2 separate regions of the Homo sapiens genome follow, and region 1 is linked to region 2. Evidence: chromatin loops called from intact Hi-C (ENCODE). Cell type or tissue: endothelial cell of umbilical vein. All regions are shown on one strand. Each heading gives the region's core, and the rest is flanking DNA. Links, peaks and the distances in the headings are about the cores only. Region 1 overlaps RPTOR (regulatory associated protein of MTOR complex 1). Region 2 overlaps RPTOR (regulatory associated protein of MTOR complex 1).

What was found. Peaks named below come from ENCODE experiments on the same cell type or tissue, not always from the same donor. Only the 100,000 strongest peaks of a DNase experiment are listed, where the experiment ranks them.
Region 1: it touches region 2 in a loop (15-fold over the local background); 5 of 110 quality-filtered maps call a loop at or near these places.

The regions. Positions count from the first base shown.
Region 1 is chr17:80,862,758-80,872,304 of GRCh38, reverse strand. All of the region lies in intron 13 of RPTOR (regulatory associated protein of MTOR complex 1), which reads right to left. Among named protein-coding and RNA genes, the nearest start is that of CHMP6, 120 kb to the left of the region's middle. In endothelial cell of umbilical vein, for the core only: a CTCF peak has its summit at 5,908 (motif pointing left); a DNase peak (open chromatin) is centred at 5,924.
Region 2 is chr17:80,924,443-80,933,941 of GRCh38, reverse strand. It overlaps RPTOR (regulatory associated protein of MTOR complex 1), which reads right to left. Exons shown (of 34, transcript NM_020761.3): 24 at 8,462-8,572. Among named protein-coding and RNA genes, the nearest start is that of CHMP6, 63 kb to the left of the region's middle. In endothelial cell of umbilical vein, for the core only: a CTCF peak has its summit at 5,818; a DNase peak (open chromatin) is centred at 5,901; H3K27ac peaks cover 1,516 bases.

The DNA of each region.
Region 1 (9,547 bases), core at 994-8,993, 61 kb after region 2:
TGGCTAAAAAGAGGCCATTCTGCACAGCAGTGCTACTTTCCAAACGACGAAAGCATCACCCGGAGTCCCCTCAACGGCACCTCCTCGCTGATGACAGCTTCTGTGAAAGATGCTGGCTTCACAAATGTGTCCCCTCAACAGCCCCTCCTCGCTGATGACAGCTTCTGTGGAAGACGCCAGCTTCACAAACGTGCTCCCTAGCAATGCAATCTTGTTGATTTTCTGCATATCACAACCTCTAGTTTGGAAATTCCATGGACCATCAAGGCAATTAAACTATGTTAGATGAGCAGGGGGAACGCTAGGTGACATTTTTGCCGTTCCTGGGACTCACCCAACTGTGGGCACAGGCGCGTTCCTGACTACTCCTGAAGGGTCCCTAACTGGCAAAGCTCCCTGCAGAAAGGGTAAAACTGTTTCCACCTCATCCACTGACAGTCAGCTGGAAGATGGTACTGCAGGAAGGTTAGCTCAAGAAGGGGCAAACTGAAAGAAGGAATACTAAAAAATCCCAGAAATGCAAAACAAAATGTAATAAAATAAAACAACTCCAAGACTAAGCCTTATACAGTAAGCCTATATAAATAACAAGAGGAAATTAAAAGAACTATATTTAGACCCTAAAAAGATAATGAAACTGCAGGAAGGAATAAGTTAACCACAGACATAAAGCAGTTTAGGCAACAAAAGCCTAGCACATCCAAGCGACTTCCTTCCAAAGAGCAGCCCATTCCGGAAGGGGCGGCAGCAGCGGCTTCACCCGGGGGACGCCTGACCTCAGCCGGGTCTGCTCCACCTCAGCCAGGGACCCAGGCCAGCGCCACCAGGGATCTGCCATTCCAACAGCATGCACCCTCATTATGACGGGACCAGAAGGGCACTCCCCTCTGTGGTCTTCCTCTCCAAATCCCAATCTAATCAGGACAAAAACATTGGGCATGGCCGGGAGCGGTGGCTCACGCAGTCAGGAGATCGAGACCATCCTGACTAACATGGTGAAACTGCGTCTCTACTAAACAAAATACAAAAAAATTAGCCGGGCGTGGTGGCGGGCGCCTATAATCCCAGCTACTCGGGAGGCTGAGGCAGGAGAATGGCGTGAACACAGGAGGCAGAGGTTGCAGTGAGCCGAGATCGCGCCACTGCACTCCAGACTGGGTGACAGAGTGAGACTCCGTCTCAAACGAAAAAAAAATTGGGCAAATCAAAACAGAGGGCCAGTCTACAAAATCCCTGACCAGTACCCCTGAAAGCTGTCAAGGTCATCAAAAACAAGGAGAGTCTGGGAAACTGTCACGGCCAAGAGAAGCCCAAGAAGACACGAGGACTCAATGTCATGTGGGATCCTGGGACAGAAAAAGGACATTAGCAAGAAAATCTGATGAGAGTATCAACTGCAGTTAATAACTGATCAACATAAGTTCATTGACTGTTGTGTCAAACATGTTGTACTAATAGAAGATGTCAACAGGGAAAATTGGGTGTAGGGTACATGAGAACTCTATTTACTACCTTTTCCAGTTTTCTGTAAATCTAAAACTGTTCTAAAAAAATAAAATTTGTTAAGATAGAAACTATAGGAACAAGAGTTCGGGACACAAGTAAAATGTTTGCTCAGGTCCTAACTAGACTAGCCCCCACCAGGGCACTGCCTTCTGCTGTGGGACCAGCAGGGTCACACGCTCTAGATGGCACTCTCTTGCCCCCTTGGTGAGACTGAGTCATCGCTGGATGACAGAGAAAGCTAACCTTGCACATTTTTTGAATTGAGTTTTGCGTGTACGTGTGTGAGGAAGGGGGAGTGGGGAAAAGTGGAGAAGCAGGAAGAGGAGAGGCTATCAACGCCAGCATACACGAACTGTGGTGAAACGACTTTGCAGAGAAAACAGTAGAGAATTTGAGCACGGGTAGGAGAACCAGCACAGACGTGGGGGCTGCAGAAACAAAATTCTATGACTCTCTCATCTGCCTTTTCTTCATAGTGCGGGTTCCTTCCGGGGACCACAGCAGCCTGTTCCCAGTGGGAAGCCTCTTTGAATTTCCAAATCTGGATTTACTTCATGAATACCATCACAGAGCATCTTTCCAGATCCACTGACATTACGCTCTTGGAGTTCCCTGGTGGTACCATAACCACAACTTTATTAACTATAACTCAGAAGGTCAGTCTGGACTGAGTATTAATTTTATCTATGAAAAACCCTCAATTAACTGGAACCTTGCCTACGGGAGTCCTTAATTAACTCTCCCCCTCCTTAATCTTGCTAATTAGCAGATACACAAATGCTAACAGCAGGCTTGAGGAACTTATTAAAACAACCACTACCACCATCCTTGCAAAGTGTGACCAGCGGAAGACAGCTGTGGCCACATCTCCTGGACTTTCTCATCATGAAGTTCTGCTGCTCTTGAGCTCTGGTCCCATCACATGACCCTAAGGACAATTTCAAAAAATACTCTGCCATGTTTGCTTTCTGCCCCCTGATCCCCTGTGTTTTTCTGCACTGTGTGAAAGTTGCAGATAGCATGACGCTTTGCCCAGAAATATTCCTAAGGAAAAGGACATTTGCTTCCATGAGCACAAAGCCATGATCACACTCCAGACACGTGACAGCGACACAGTCCTCCCTCCTGACACGCAGTCTGGAGTCAAACTCCTCCCAATCCTGCTGCCTGACACGCAGTCCAGAGTCAAATTCCTCCCAATTGTTCACAACTGTCCTCTGTGAGCCTCTGATTTTTGATCCAGGATCCAACTAGGAACTGCACTTAGCTGATACACATTAGTCTTGAGAATAAATCCCCCCACATTTTTGGGGGTGTTTCTTGAATTAAAAATCTAGAAGGGGGGCCAGGTGTAGTGGCTCACGCCTGTAATCCCAGCACTTTAGAGGCTGAGGCACGCAGATCACTTGAGGTCGGGAGATTGAGACCAGCCTGGCCAACATGGGAAACCTCGTCCACTGAAAACATAAAAATTAGCCAGGCATGGTGGCAGGCGTCTGTAGTCCTAGCTACTCGGGAGGCGGAGGCAGGAGAATCGCTTGAACCCGGGAGGCGGAGGTTGCAGTGAACCAAGATCGCCCCACTGCGCTCCAGCCTGGGCGACAGAGTGAGGCTCTATCTCAGAAAAAATAAAAAAACAAAATAAAATCTAGAAGGGAACAGTACAGTTCTTTGTAGACTGTCCCACAATGAGAAGTTTTTTAGCCGCTTCATTGATGTATAAGCGACATATAAATTTGAAGTACGGAATTTGAAGATTTTGGACGTACGTCTACACCTGTGAAGCTACCGCCACAGTCTAGGTGGGGTCTGGCCCCTCAGACATTTTCTTCTGCCCCTGTGCCCCCACCCTCACCTGCCCCCAGCAGCAGCTCATCTTCTTTCTGTGACTGTAGTTTGCATTTTCTAGAGTTTTAAATGAATGGCACCATACAGCAGGTACCCTTCTTTAAACTGGCTTCTTTCACTCAATCTAACTATTTTGAGATCAGTTCATGCCTTTTCATTGTTGAGTACGATTTCATCGCATGGAAAGATTGCAGTTTGCTTATTCATCCGCTTGTTAATGTATATTTAGGCTATTCCCAGTTTTTGGCCATTATAAATAAAGCTGCTAGGAACATTCATGTACAAGCCTTTGTGTGGACATGCTTCCATTTCTCTTGGGGAATACCTAGGAAAGGAATGGCTGGATTGTATGCTGAGTGTGTGCTAATCTTTATAAGAAACTGTGAAATAAGTTTGCAAAGTGGTAGTGCACACTTTGCACTGCCCTCAGCAGCATACGAGGGTTCCAGTTCCTCCACGGCCTTGCCGACACTTGATAACAGCAGCTTCTTAGGCATCTACTTGGTGTGCAGTGGTATATGACTGTGGGTGCAGTTTGCATTTCTGGCATCTACTTGGTGTGCAGTGGTATAAGACTGTGGGTGCAGTTTGCATTTCTCTGGTGACTAATGATATTCAGCATTGTTTCATGTGCTGATTTGCCATTTGTACTTCTTTGGTGAAGTGTCTGCTCAAACCTTTTGCCCAATTTTCTTTGTCTGCTTGTGTTTGTTTTCATATTGATTTTTGAGAGTTCTTTCTATACTCTTGCCACAAGTTTTTAACAGAAAAACGATTTGTCAATATTTTCCCAGTCTGTGTCTTGCCTTTTCATTTTCTCCATGTCATCATAGGGCAGGTGTTTATATGTATGGGTCTATTCCCTGACTTTCTTCCTGTTCCATTATCTGTTTGTCCATTTGAAGCTATTTCCGATCTTGAGTACTGTGGATTTACAGTCACTCTTGTAATCAGGTAGTATTAGTCCTTCAACTGTGTTTTTCTTTTTCAAAGTTGTTTTGCCTGCTGTAGGTCCTTTGTATTTCCATGTGGATCTCAGAAGCAGAAATCAAGATAACGGACGATCTCTTCATTTATTTAGGTCTTCCTTCATTTCTTTTCACAATGGTTTGTAGTTTTGGTGTACAGATCTTGCCCACCTTTTGTCAGAATGTATCCCTAAGTATTTCTTTTTTTTTAGTGGTATTGTAAATGTTCTCTATTTTAATTTCAACTTCGAATTGTTGATTGCTAGTGTATATACATAAATTGATTTTTGTATATTGATCTTATAACCTGCAAACTTACTAAATTTTTTCTAGTAGCACTTTAAAATAGATTAAACTGGATTCTCCACATAGACAATCATGCTGTCTGAAAATACAGTTAAACCTCTTCCTTTTGAACTTGAATGCCTTTTTTTCCTTGACTCACTGTACTACCTAGAACTTCCAGTACAATGTCAAGGGATGTGACAAGAACAGATGGCTTCATCTTGCATTCAGTCTTTCACCACTGTATGGTGTTGGCTGTAAGTTTGTGGAGATGCTGTTTGTCAGGTAGACGAAGTTCCCTTCTATTAGGAGTCTGCAGGGAGTTTTTTTTTTTTAAATCAGAAGTGGATCTCAGATTTTGTTAAAATACTTTGCCTGCATCTCTTGAGATGGTAATATGGTTTTCATCTTTTTTTAATATGGTAAATTACATGGACTTTTCTCTCTTTAAAAATAATTCTTTAATAATCTGAAGAGGCATCCATTGATTTTTCAATCCTTAAACAGGTTTGCATCCCTGAAATAAATCCCACTAGATCATGTTTTGTTTTTAAATAGCATTGAATTTAATTTGCAAAAATTCTATTTAGCATTTTTGTACCTGTGTTCAAGAGAATACTTATCTGTAGTTTTCTTTTCTTGTAACGTGTGTCTAACCTTTGGTATCAGGTAATGCTGGCCTCATAGAACAATATGGGAAGGTGCTTAGATGTCATCCAAATACGTCTTCCTTAATGTTCAGTAAAATTCACTGGCGAAGTCATCTGGACCTGCAGTTTTCTTTGTAGTAAAAGTTTTCACTACAAATTCCACTTGTAGTGACAGGCACAGTGACTCAGGCTTTAATCCCAGCACTTTGGGAGGCCAAGGTGGAAGCATCGCTGGAGCCCAGAAGTTCAAAACTAGCCTGGGCAATGTGGTGAGACCCAGTCTCTAAAAAAAAAAGAAGCATAGTGCTATTCAGATTAATGATGTCTTCCTCAGTGAGTGGTATGTGTCATTCAAGGAATCAAAGTTATCAAATGTTCTCCCATCAAGTTGCTCATGATATTTGCCTATCATCCTTTTAATATCCCTAGAATCTTTCATGATGTCACCTCTATCATTCCTGATGCTGGAATTTGTGTCTTCTTTGTTTCCTTATCAGTCAGGGTGGTGTTTCACAGTTTTATTCATGTGTTTTTTAAAAAAATGTTTTGTTCAACAGATTTTGATGTTTCACTGTCTTCTTTCGTATTAGTCTCCAGTCTGATTTGTATCATTTCCTTTGGCCGACAGCTTTGGGTTTACTCCACTCACGCTGCCCTCTTCAGGTGGAAGCCGGGATCTCCGGTTGGAGACCGTCCCTCTTTTCCAATGCATTGTCTAGCAGCTGCTACACACTCCCCTCTCAGCACTGTTCAGAGCTGGGTCCACGTATACTCAACCTATTTATTTTATATCTTAATATACATGTTTATATAATGTATTTATTTAATGCAAGTATTTATAATTATATGTACATTATATTATATATTATATATACATACTTATAGTAATAAATATTTTATATAAATCTTTGTTATTCACGACTTATAATATCTATGTATCTTAATATTACATATTTATATTCTATTTTGCATTAAGCACATATATATTAATTTACTTAAAATTTTATGGAATGAAATGAAAATCATTTATTTATCTAAAAGTTTCTGTTTCTAAGTGCTTAGAGACATTCCTACTATCTATTATTGATTTGAGTTTGACTCCACTGTGGCTGTAGAACACGCCTGTAAGGCTTCAGTTCTTTACATTTGTTGAGGTTTATTTGGCCAAGGGTCGGGCCTATCGTGGCACAGCCTCTGTGCACTGCATGGCTGCTGTGTGGCGTGTTCTATAAACGTCAGGGCCCAGCTGCTGGAGAGTGCTGCTCAAGTCCCCACTATTCCTACTGATTTCTCTTCTGCTTGTTCCGTCAGTTACTGAGAAAGGAGCACTGAAACCTCCAAATGTAATTACGGATTTATCTACTTCTCCTCGCAGTTCCATCAGTTTTGTTGGATGTATTTTGAAACTCTATTATTAGGTGAATAGACATTTAGGACTGCGACGTTCTCTTGATGAATGATGAATGGACTTCCGTAGCATTATGAAATGTCTATCTTTATTGTTAGCAACGTTCTCTGCTCCCAAACCTCCTCTGTCTGATATTAACATAGGCCCTGCAGCCTTCCTCTGCTTAGTGCCTGCATGGCAGAGCTCTTCCCGTCCTTTTGCCTTCAATCTACTCGTGTCTTTATGCCAAAAGTACATTGCTTGTAGCCATGGTATGGTTTTTTCTTGCTCTTCAACCTGGTGGCCTCTGCCTTCTCATTGTGGCGTTCAGTCTCCACACTGCAGTGACGGGCAGGATTAGGTGTCCATCTATCATCCTGCCTTTTTCTATTTGTTACATCTACTCTTGGTTATCTTTTTCCTTCCGTGTTGTCTATATTTATGACTTCATATCATCTCTGTTGTCAGCTAATTAACTGTAATTCTTTTTAAAATTTGAGTGGCAGCTTTAGGGTTTATGGACTACTGCAGTTCATCTTCAGGCAGGTGATATGAGACCACTTCAAACAAAGTCCAAGAATCTTACAATAGTATTTCTTCATTCTCTCTCCTCCCCATCTTTTTGTTACTGTTAGCATGCATTTTGCTCTTACAAATGTTATACATTCTGTGGGGTGCCGTGGCTTGTGCCCGTGATCCCGGCTACTCGGGAGGCTGAGGCAGGAGGATGGCTTGAGCCAGGGAGTGTGAGCTTACAGTGAGCGGTGATCAGGCCTGGGCAACAGAATGAGACCTTGTCTCGTAAGGAAAAAAAATTAAGAGTGCAAAAGGCTTATTGAAAAAAATTCATAGTACACTGTTATTATTTTTCTTAAAACAATTATCTTTTAAAGAAGATTTAAATAAAAAGAAAAAAATCCCATATTTATCCACATAGTACTCATTTCTGCTGCTTTGAATTCCTTTGTGTAGAACCGTGTTTCCCTCTGAAGAGTATTCTCCTCAAGGCTAAAGGACTTCACGTTTCTTGTAGTGTGGATCTGCCGGGGATAAGCTTTCATCTTTTGTATGTCTTTAAAAGTCTTTATTTTGCCTCCATTTGGAAATATATTTTCAGTGGGTATAGAATTCTAGGTTGACAGTTTTTTCTCTTTCTCTGTCTCTCTCTCTGCTTTAAAGATGCTGTTCCGCTGTCTGCCTTTTCCATCTGTAGGAAATCTGTGAGAAACCTGCCATCACGCTCACCTTTTCCATCTGTAGGAAATCTGTGAGAAGAAACTTGCCATCATTCTCACCTTTTCCATCTGTAGGAAATCTGTAAGAAGAAACCTGCCGTCACTCTCACCTTTTCCATCTGTAGGAAATCTGTAAGAAGAAACCTGCCGTCATTCTCACCTTTGCTCCTTACTGGCTTTTTACTGGCTGCCTTTAGACTTTTGAATTTCTCACTGTTTTTCAAGTAATTTGATTGCGATATGCCTTCGTGTAGTTTTCTTGTGCTTGGGGTTTGCTAAGCTTTGTGGATCTGTGGGTTTATAATTGTCATCAAATTCAAAAAAATGTTAGCTATTGTTTCTTCAAATACTTTTTCTGCTAGCCTCCTTTATGGACCCCCAAATAGTACGTTATGTCACTTGCCGTTGTCCCGCAATGGAATAATATTCTTTTAATTAAATTTTTTTTTCTTTTCTTACCATGCTTCATTTTTGTTAGTTTCTATTGCTATTTTCTTTCTTTCTTTGAGGCAGGGCCTCACTCTGTTCCCTAGGCTGGAGTGCCATGGCACAATCACGGCTCTTTGCAGCCTCGACCTCCCGGGCTCAAGCGATTCTCCCGCCTCAGCCTTCTGAATGGCTGGGACTACAGGCACGCGCCAACATGCATGGCTGAGTTTTGTATTTTTTCATGTGGAGTCGAGGTTTCACCATGTTGCTCAGGCTGGTATTGAAATCCTGGTTACTCAAGTGATCTGTCTGCCTCAGCCTCCAAAAGTGCTGAGATTACAGACGTGAGCCCCGTGCCTAACCGTGTACTGTTTTCTCCTGCAATGCTTAACTGGTTGTTAATCCCATCAAGTATATTTCTTCCCATCACATATTGCAGTTTTCATCTCTAGAAATTCAAGTTGGGTTCTTTTTATATTCTCCGTGTCTCAATTTAACTTTTTGAATATGTAGAGTAGACTTCTAACTTTTTAATGTCCTGGCCTGCTAATGATAACACCTGCAGCAGTTCTGAGCAGGTTTTAATGGGTTGATTTCCTTTTCTTCATTACGGGTCATATTTTCCTGATTCTATCTGCCTGGTAATTTCTGGCTGGTAGTGTGAAGTGGAGTGTAACCTGGCATGGGGAGTGATGCTGGGGGAGGCCCTCTGGGATCAGAGTCCTGGGAGAATCCTGGACAGACGGCTTTCTTCATGTGCCCCCCTTGGTGCTCCTTGTCCTGTGCGGTACCATCTGTGTCAGATCAGTGTCACCACTGTGCCCTGCTCTGTCTCATGTAAACGGCACACACTTCTCCCCGGTGGCACATGGTGTTCTTCCGTCTTTTCTTCCGCCCGAGCCCACCTTCTTTAAGGCCTCCCCATGAATCCCTCAGAGCTTCTGGCACAATGGGACACACGGTGTGCCCCAAAGGTGCTTGGGAAATGAGGGGAGGTCCCAGGCTCGCCCTTCCGCTGGGCCCAGCCTGAGTGGGCTCCGATCCTTCTCAAACTCTTAAGTGTGTCCTGAGGGCCGGCTGGCGGCAGCAGGGGGATGCTGAGAACACTGGGGGAGTGGCTGGCTTCTGTCTGCACCTCTGAACCTCTGAGCAGGCTCTGCGATCTTCACAGGTGGACCCGTCTGTACACCATGTGCACCCCGATCTGCACAATGGCAAGCCCCAGGAGTCACAGGGACG
Region 2 (9,499 bases), core at 1,466-9,465:
AAACTTCATTTTCTTTAATAGACAGGAACTATTCAGGTTATCTCTTTGCTATCAAATGACGCTGGGTAGTAATCTCTTCCAAGGAATTTGTCTATCTCGCCTAAATTGTAGAGTTTATAGGCATAAAGCAGTGACGGAAGGTATATTTCTGGGCTCTCAATTCAAATCCATTGACCTATATGTCTGCTCTTAAGCCAATGCCATGGTATCTTAATTAGTGCAGCTATGTAGTAAGTTTTGAAATCAGGAAGCGTGAGTTGTTCAGTATGTTTGTCTCTTACATTTTTCTTTTGTTATTCTGGGTCCCTTATATTGCCATACAAATTTTAGTATCAGCTTGTCAATTTTTGCAAAAAAGGCTGCCAGGGATGGTGCTGAATCTGTAGAGCTATTTGGGGAGTTCTGCCAACTTAATGTTAGTCTTCTGACCTATGAATGTGTGATTTCTTTCCCTTTATTTAAGTCTTCTTTAGTATCATTCAATAATGTTTCAGTACAAGTCTTACATTTCTTTTACTAGGTTTATTCTTAAGCATTTTATTATTTTTGCTATGATTATAAATGAAAGTGTTTTCTTGATTGCATTTTTAGGGTTTTCATTACTAGTGTAGGGGATTCTGATACAAATGGTTACTGGATATTGAGCTTGTGGGTACAATACTGCTGCATTGGTTTTTAAGTTCTGATACTCTATTAAAATGGATTTTGAATGATTTTCAATATTCAGGATCATGTCATCTGTGAACAGAGATGGCTTTATTCTTCTTTCCAATATGATATGTTTTATTTCTTTTGCTCGCCTAACTTCCCTGGCTATAATTTCCAGTTCAGTGTTGAAGACAAGTGGCAAGAGAGGATATGTTTGTCTTGTTACCTTCTTTTGGGAAAGATATTTTTGTGTGTACAGAATTCTAGGTTGACAGTTTCTTTCAGCACTTTAAAGATATTACTGGACTATCTCTGTCTTACACAGTTTCTAATGAGAAGTCTGTGGTGATTCTTGTCCTTGTTCCCCTGTAAGTAATGTGTCCTTTTGCTCCAGAGGTCTTCAAGGTTTTCTCTTTATCTTTGGTTTGTGGTGGCTTAGATATGTGTCCAGCTGTGTGTGTATATGTGTGTGTGCACGTGCATGTGTGTGTCTGTATATACCATGATTTGGGATCTTTGCTGGATCTGTGGTTAGATGTTGGACTGCTTTGTACTGTCCTGAAGCTCTCAGATGATCTGCAATCCTGTTTGTTTTTTTCCCACTCTTTGTAGTCTTTGTGCTTCATTTTGGGTACTTTCTATAGACCTGTCTTTAAATTCACTGATTTTTTTCCTTGGCTATTTGAGGTCACAGATAGGCCTCTGGGGGGCATTCACTTGACTCTTTCTTAGTGTCCAACTCTCTGCTGAAATCCCTCATCTGTTCATGTTTGTTGTCTACCTTTGCTGTCAATGCCTTTAGGTCATATTAATCTTGGTTATTTCCACTCCATCTCTGATAGTTCCAACATCTGGGTTGCCCTTGGGTCTTTCTCTGCTTTGTCTCTTGATGGCAGGCGTGTTTGTCTTATATTTTTGGGGGCATCTCATACTTTTCCTTTGTTCTTTTTAGTAGACATGAGGTCTTGCTGCGTTGCCAAGGCTAGTCTTGAACTCCTGGGCTCAAGTGATCCTCTTGTCTTGGCCTTCCAAAGTGCTGGGATAACAGGTGTGAGCCACCATGCCCAGCCTCTCCTAATTTCTGAATGAATTCCAGACTTCATGTGTAGAACAGCAGAGACTAAGGTGTATATATATATATATATATGCATGCCTGGAAATGGGTGTGCCTCTATTACTAGACTGTTAAAGAGTTCAGTCAATCTAGCGAGGCACTGAAATGGGCTTGGGTTTTACTGTTGCCATGGTGACACTCAGCATGTGGCCAGCTTCGGATTCCTCTCACACTACCTCATGCTTCAAGCAGGGCCTGGGTTTCGGGAGGGTTTTTGCCAGGGTTCCCACCCCACCCTCCCTTGGTTTTTGGCTTTCCTCGTGTGTCTGCACCTTGGGGGGCTTCTCTCTCTATGCTCCTGTGCCCCTGCTACAGCTCGACTGCTGTGCCTGCTGCCTGGAGCCTGCTAGCCTGTTGGAAGGGTCCGAAGGGCTCTCTGTTGCTCTAGCCCAGACTCTGACTGAGGCAGGGCCTGTGTCTCTGGGTCTCAGGGTGGAACCTTCTCAGTGACTCTGTCCTGCTCCCTGCAGTGTGCCACACGTGGCAGGTCCTCGCCCTGCTGGAGATGGAAGGTTTTCTTTTGCAGTTCTTCTGTGGCAGTGGGTCTTCGCCTGTGCTCTGGGGGCGACAGGGTTTGCTGTCTTTCATCAGGAGCTGCAGGTTATGTTCTGTGGGGAGCAGCACAGGAGAGCCTGCTGCGGGCCCACACCTCTGAGGGGCTCTTCTCGTGTCCCACCTCAATCTTCTGGGTGAGGGCCCAGTGGACGTCCATGGCCTGTGCAGCCTGTGGCTCCCAAAGGTTTGAGATTCTCCATTGGTCCAGGTTTAGCCTTGCGCAAACCACTGCCAATTTCAGGTGAGCATTTCTCCCTGCTGGCCCCTTCTGCTCTGCTGCAGGGAACTGGTGCTCATGGTCCGGCTCTCCTTGGAGGCACCTCTTCCCTTCCCTGCTGGGCAACTCACTTCCCCTGCCACCTCAGCTCTCTGATGAGTTCAGGAAAAGTCAGAATTTTATAGCTTTTCTGCCCTTTTCTTATTTCCAAGGTGGGAGTGGTGCTCTTTCCAGCTGTCTGCAGGCGGAGGTGGAACCAGGCTGCGGCTTTTACCAGAGCAATATTTCCCATACGCTTGAGGCCGAAGGAACTGCCCACAGGACCCTCTGCACGTGCAGCCAAGCAAAACCAGGATGAAACTCTCTAAGAATGCACGGTTAGAATAACCACGTATTTAATTTAAACAACACTGAATAATCACAGTGTTCTCTAAAACAAGCCTGTCTGACTTGGCTGATAAACCTGACCCCTGACTGTTTAACACTCAGCAGTAATTTACCAGACAGGCGCTGGCACTACAGCCAAGTGTGGAGAAAGGTGAGCAGAATGGCACTGCACGGTCCCTGCCCCAGCTGTGGGAGGAAGCTGTCCTGCTGCCTCGGAGACTGCGAGCACCAGAGTCCAGCTGGTGGTGGCTGAGTGGAAACAAAGTCAGAGAAGCTACGTCTCCCACTTCCACCCACCAAGTGTGTTCTTCACGCAGCTTCCATCCAAAACCAACGACTTATTCTATTCTGGTCTTCCTGGAGGGGAATCGACCTATCCATTTGCTTTCCTTCTGAACTTTCCAGGAAAGAACAGGAAGCACCCATTTTAGAAGCTGCAGCTGGGGTGGAGCCAGCTGTCCTCCTGAGGCGGGTGAAGCCCACAGCAGACTGAAGTGGATAAGCTGAAGATGAGCTGAGGATGAGCTGGGGATGAGCTGGGGATGAGCTGGGGATGAGCTGGGGATGAGCTGAGGATGAGCTGGGGATGAGGATGAGCTGAGGATGAGCTGGGGATGAGCTGAGAATGAGCTGAGCTGAGCTGGGGATGAGCTGAGGATGAGCTGGGGATGAGCTGAGGATGAGCTGAGGATGAGCTGAGCTGAGCTGGGGATGAGCTGAAGATGAGCTAAGGATGAGCAGGGGATGAGCTGAGGATGAGCTGGGGATGAGCTGAGCTGAGGATGAGCTGGGGATGAGCTGAGGATGAGCTGGGGATGAGCTGGGCATGAGCTGGGGATGAGCTGGGCATGAGCTGGGGATGAGCTGAGCTGGGGATGAGCTGAGGAGCAGCTGGGGATGAGTTGAGGATGAGCTGGGGATGAGTTGAGGATGCGCTGGGGATGAGCTGGGGATGAGGATGAGCTGAACTGAACTGAGGATGAGCTGGGGATGAGCCAGGGATGAGCTGAGGATGAGCCGAGGATGAGCCAAGGATGAACTGAGCTGAGGGTGGCACGAGGGGACTTCTCAGGCTCTGCCTGCTGCAGGTTTATATAAAGAATGTCACACAGAGTGTCATTCTCAGAGGAGAAAAACAAAACAAAACAGAAAAAGTCATTTTTGTGGGAGAATCTATGACAGGATGCTCAATGTTCACTGCATAGTGAGAAAAGCGGGACCGGAAGCCATGCAGGCAGGGCAACCCCAGTGCTGGGAGGGAACCCTGCGTGGGGACTATGGCCATCTCAAGTCGCTCCTTCACTGCCTGAGTTTCTAATGGTGCACTGAAACCCCAGCTGCACAGCCGCAGATCTGATGACGGGCAGTGCAGCTTCCGCATCCACCCTAGAGGAGCAGATGCTCTCAGGGCAAAACAAGATCCCCATGCTCTGCGGAGCCGCCAAACGGAAATCCCCACTGTAGCTTTAAGGGCTGTGTGAAATAAACTGGGTTCTGCGTGTGATGCCTCCCAACAGCGTATCGACTCTTAAAGCTTTTTATAATTAAAAATGGTATTTTAGTCTGTTTTAAATTGCAAAACTAATAACTGTTCTTTCTAAAAAATTCAAATCATCCAGAAGTAAATGATGAAAAAAAGAACAGTCCCCTTGCCTGGCTCCAACTCCACCTTCTAGAAGTCACTGTGTGGCCAGCCTGCTGTGTAACTGGCCAAGCCTCCTCCCGTGCTTGTTCCAGTCTACAGAAGCACAGAGCTCGTGCAAGCATTTTGTACAATTTGATTATTTTACCTTTTGGATCAAGGACATCCAACCAAGTCCTCATAGAAAGATACAACTTAAAGAATTTTAATGGTTGTATAGTATTCTAACCCATGGATCCATCATTTTAAATTAACTCTCCTACTAAGTGATTCTTTTCAACTTTTTCCCATTACAAATCATGTTATCATGAACATCTCCGGGCAGAACCCTTTCATGGACATGTATATTAGTGGTTTTTAAGAATATATGCCTCCTAGCAGGATTGCTGGCTTTGCAGGTATACCCTTTTCTAATCCTGACAGTTACTGCTTAATTGCCCTAAGCAAAGGGAGTACTGGACCCACCCACCAACAGTGTCTGAGAGTTCACATGCCCCTACAGCCTTGTAGGGATTGATTCTCTGGATAGAATCAATTTTTGAAACCTTCCAACTGAGAGAAGAAAAAAGTTGTATGACTTTTGTAATCAGAACACAATTCAATACATCTTTTTCTTTCTTAAGCACACGGCAGACCATTTTTAATATTCTTTTGTGGTTTCTAATGTAGACACGAGCTCCGTAAACCAACATGGGAAGAAAGGAGGTTGCTTCACCAATCAAAGGTGAGCCGCAGACAGAACACGGCTCTTTCTAGTCATACGGACCTGTACGAAATCTGACGGTGAACTAATAAAAACGTTAGCAGACGCTGTCCTTACCACGGTGTCCTTGGATGCTCATCCTGCTAATCGCTAGTTGCATGTCAGTGTAAACTGGTCATTATTTTGTGACCTGGTAACTGTTTTAGTTTCTTATATACCTTGAAGCAGTTTCGGGTTTGCAGTTCTTCTGTTCTTTTTTAGGTTCAATCCTAGCCTTAGAGCTATTTTTAGTTTACATGTGAAGCAGGCTAATAACAAGAAGTTCCTAATGCAGCTCGTTACACAAATGTCATTAGATGATGAATTAAATCAGTAAAAGAATACCTTTATGAATACCACCTAGAAAAAGTAGGAAAACAATTTTTTTTTTAAACAAGAGAAAACACGTCCTGCTTCCTCTTCTGAAGTTTGGAAAAGGTCTCTAATGTTAAAGACACTCCTAAGACTGCAGTTGCTATCAGGAGTTACAGACGACGCCGACCACAACACGGCGCTCTTTTCCATCATGACACCCAGAGCCTGTTGTTTCAACGACAACCAAGTGAGCATTTGTTTTCAAATACTTGGCAGGGGCAGAGGAAGACAATCATTTACTCATTCAGCAACCGTTTCCTGATCAACCTCCTGTGTGATGGCAGCTCCTACATGGATCCCCTTGGACTAATCTCCTCTGCAGTGTCCACACAGCAGGACCTGCTGGCAGGGCCAGACCACAAGGCTGACACCCTCCAGCTCCTCCGTGCGGGCGGGAATTCTCAGATGTGCAAATGGAGGAGATGAGGGCAGGCGGAGGAGGGGCTGCTAATCTGAAGAAAGGGAGAGGAGACGCTGGCTTGGGGCTTGCACACACCGGAACAAATAGACACACACACACAGACACACAGAAACACACAGACACACACACGAGATACACATACACACATACAGAGATACACACACACATCACACAGACAGACACAGGGATACACACACACACATAGAGACAGACAGACAGACAGACAGACAGACACACACACGGCCTTCCACATGCCTCTGGGGAACTTCCTCCTGCAATCAGCTGCTGTGTACTTAAAAATGCTTAGGAAAGGAAAGCAAATCCTTTGGGGAAAAGTCAAATTCATTTTTAAGTTTAAGAGCAATGAGTTTTGGATTATCTATGCCATTCCTCTTTCATCATAGGATAGATGACTGAGAATAGGCATTTTTCAAGGACTTCAAGAAAAGCCTCTCGTTATCACACCAAGAAATTACCAACATGTACAGCCACTGCCATCCCAGCAAGAGCGAAGACCAGACCATGTGGGTTTCTTAGTCGCCTGACCTTGTCTGCCTTAAGCACGAGACCGCATCAAGGACACCAAGCTTGTTAACATTAGACTAAATTCCATTGACTTTTCAACAGACTGGGCCGCAGTTCTAGAGGACGGCCTGGCACCCCTGGCACAGTGTCCAGCCACCTCCCAGCTCTGGCTCACTCAGAGTTTGGGTGGCTCCTGCTTCCTGCATCCAATTCCAGGATTTGTGTATGCTTTCCTTTCCTAACCAGAAGCCTCCTAGTGATGGGAAGGGGCACTTCCCTCTGTCTGCAGGGGCCGCCACCCTCATGCCACCCGCAGGTAAGCAGCGGTGAGCCCAGCAGGTGGGCCTGGTGAGGGGCTTCTGACTAGGACTGAATCCACCAGCCTCAATGATCTCCTGGGGTTTGTTTCTTTGATTCTTTTCCCCCGACTCTAAAGGTGCTTCGTGCTTAGTGTAGAAACTGCAGAAGAGGCACAAAAGAAGCCCAATTCAGTGCAGTCGTGGGTGGCGCCATTTGCGAATCTCTAGTTAGGAGCGGGCTCTGCTGGTCTCCGTCGTATGCACATCTGTGTCTGTATGAGAAGCACGGCTGTGATTGTTCTGTAAATCTGGCTTCTTGGTCTGCATTTTGCATTTTTTCTTTTTAAGGAATGTTGTCATGAGCGCTTCCTTAGGACACTATTTTTAATGTTTAACTTTTCAGTAGCTCCAATAATATCTCATCAAATATTTCATAACTTTTTAACTATTCACCCTCTGTGGACATTTAAGTGAATCTCAATTTTCGTTCTTAGAAACAACACGGAAGTCATCTACATCTCTGATTATTTTCTCAAGACAGTATTTTAGCAGATTCATGACTGGGTCAAAGGGAACGGCTATTTAAGGCGTTTGATGCTTCCCGGCAAGACGCTTTCTAGAACAGCCAGGCCACTGTCCACCCAGGTTCATGTGAGAAGAGGGAGGCGAACTCCTCTCTCTTTGCAGTAAAGGGGCTCCGTAGTTCAAGCTTCATGGCTTGCCTGCCTCAGGGGCTGCCTGATGGTTCTGTTTTTATGAACAGAAATCAGCATTCACTATGAAGACAGGACCACAGGGACTGAGCTGTCATGGGGTCCAAATACCATTCACAGAGATGACTAAGACGCAAGCTTGATATACAATCGAGAATAAGCTGAGAGTTTCAGCTTTCAATTATATATGAGGGAAGAGGCAGGTTTGCTCAGAATGCACTTTAGATTTATAGAAAATCTCCACGAGTCCCTGCTGGGCCCTGGCAGAGAGATGAGCACTGGGACTGTGCTGACAAAGCAGCTCCCGCCCCATTCCTCGAAGAGGCCGAGAGCCGCCGCCCTGCCCCAGCCTGCAGGAACACAGCCACTGCGTCCACAGCACACGGCGCTTGTTAGGGCTGTGTCAGGGTTGAGCCTCAGAGATGGTCTTGTGGTGTAACCCCAAATGCGCTAGGATTGGCTGCAGCAGGCTGCGTCTAACAGTCCCCAGACCTCGGAGCCACGCAAGCGTGGCCTTGGGATGGGCCTCGAGTGATCCTCACCATTAGGGAGTGGGAAGGCCTGTGGTGACCCTGTCAGTTAAGGCAAAGTGACACCTGTCACACTGGGAAGCTCCAGCGAGGCAGGTTTTCTCTTTTCGTTTGGCGACAGGAAGGTAAGTGAAGTTTGTTTCTTCTGCGGTTCTACCTCAACCGTGACCATCACTACCACGACCACAATGGGACGCTCCCACAGCCACAAGCCTTGAGCGTTTATGCTCAAAGAAGTGGGACAGACACATGTTCGCTAGGACTCTACTCTGAACCCCACACCCCGGGCGCACCTTCATGACGGGCTGGGCAAAATAGCGGGCGCTCCAGTCGCAGAACCCCGTCTGCACCGTGGCGGAGATGAAACTTTTGTGTCCAGCAGCATCGTCCGCGTCGTCCGCAGTCTTCAGGGTTTAAGCAGGAGGGTTGGAAGGAAAAAGAAACACCAGTCAGTCATGCCACTCCTGAGCTCAAAAGAGCTGCAGCTGGGGACAAAGGCGCTGCCGGGAGCACCGGGCTGCCCCTAAGGACGGCACTTCTGTGCTCTGCTCACTTCCGTATCCTGGTGACCAAGAACCCCTGAACGTCTGGCCAGGGATTGAGGGGCCCGGGCTGTGAAGTGTGAGCCACGTCGGTCCCACCATCCCCAGGGCCGACCCAGCACAGCTCCCAAGTCAATTCTAACTGACTGTTCAGACAATGCCACGTGCGTCCATGTGTGCTGGTTTATCAACCCCCAAAAAGCCTCTGCCGCTTGGTTCCAGGACAGCTCCTGTGATGGCCCCGTGACACCAGACTGAGAGCGGGGACTCCCATGTGAAGTGGCCTGGACGGAGCGCACAGCTTTGCAGGCCGGCTGGAGCTCCCAGCTACTGGAGAAAGAGGATGTGGAGCTGAGGAGGACTGAGCTTTGGGTGTTTCCTGTTGTGGAACCTGTGGCGGCCAGGGCTGTCAGAGTCTGTGTGTGCTTGTGGAGTGAGGCTGGGCACCAGGGGTCTCCTGTGCCACGCCATGTGGCCTGCTGGCGTCTCTCACGCTGTGTCTTGGCACAGGGAGCTCCCCATGATCTCAGGGCAGGTGCAGTGAGAGGTGCATCCCCCCCACCCCGGGGGGTCGGGTGGGTGAGCTGCACGTGCCGGTAGCATTGCTCCCCAGGGCCTGGCCAGGAGGCTGACCCTGCACTTGGGGCTCGGTGGTGATTCTCGCTCCTCCTCTGCCGAGACACGGAAAGTCCAGGTGGGCTGGGGCTGAGCAGCACCTGTGGGGACCTGTCCGCTCTTGCCGTGACAGCTCTTCTACCCCAACATGGCCGTTCCTGCTCCAGGGCATCC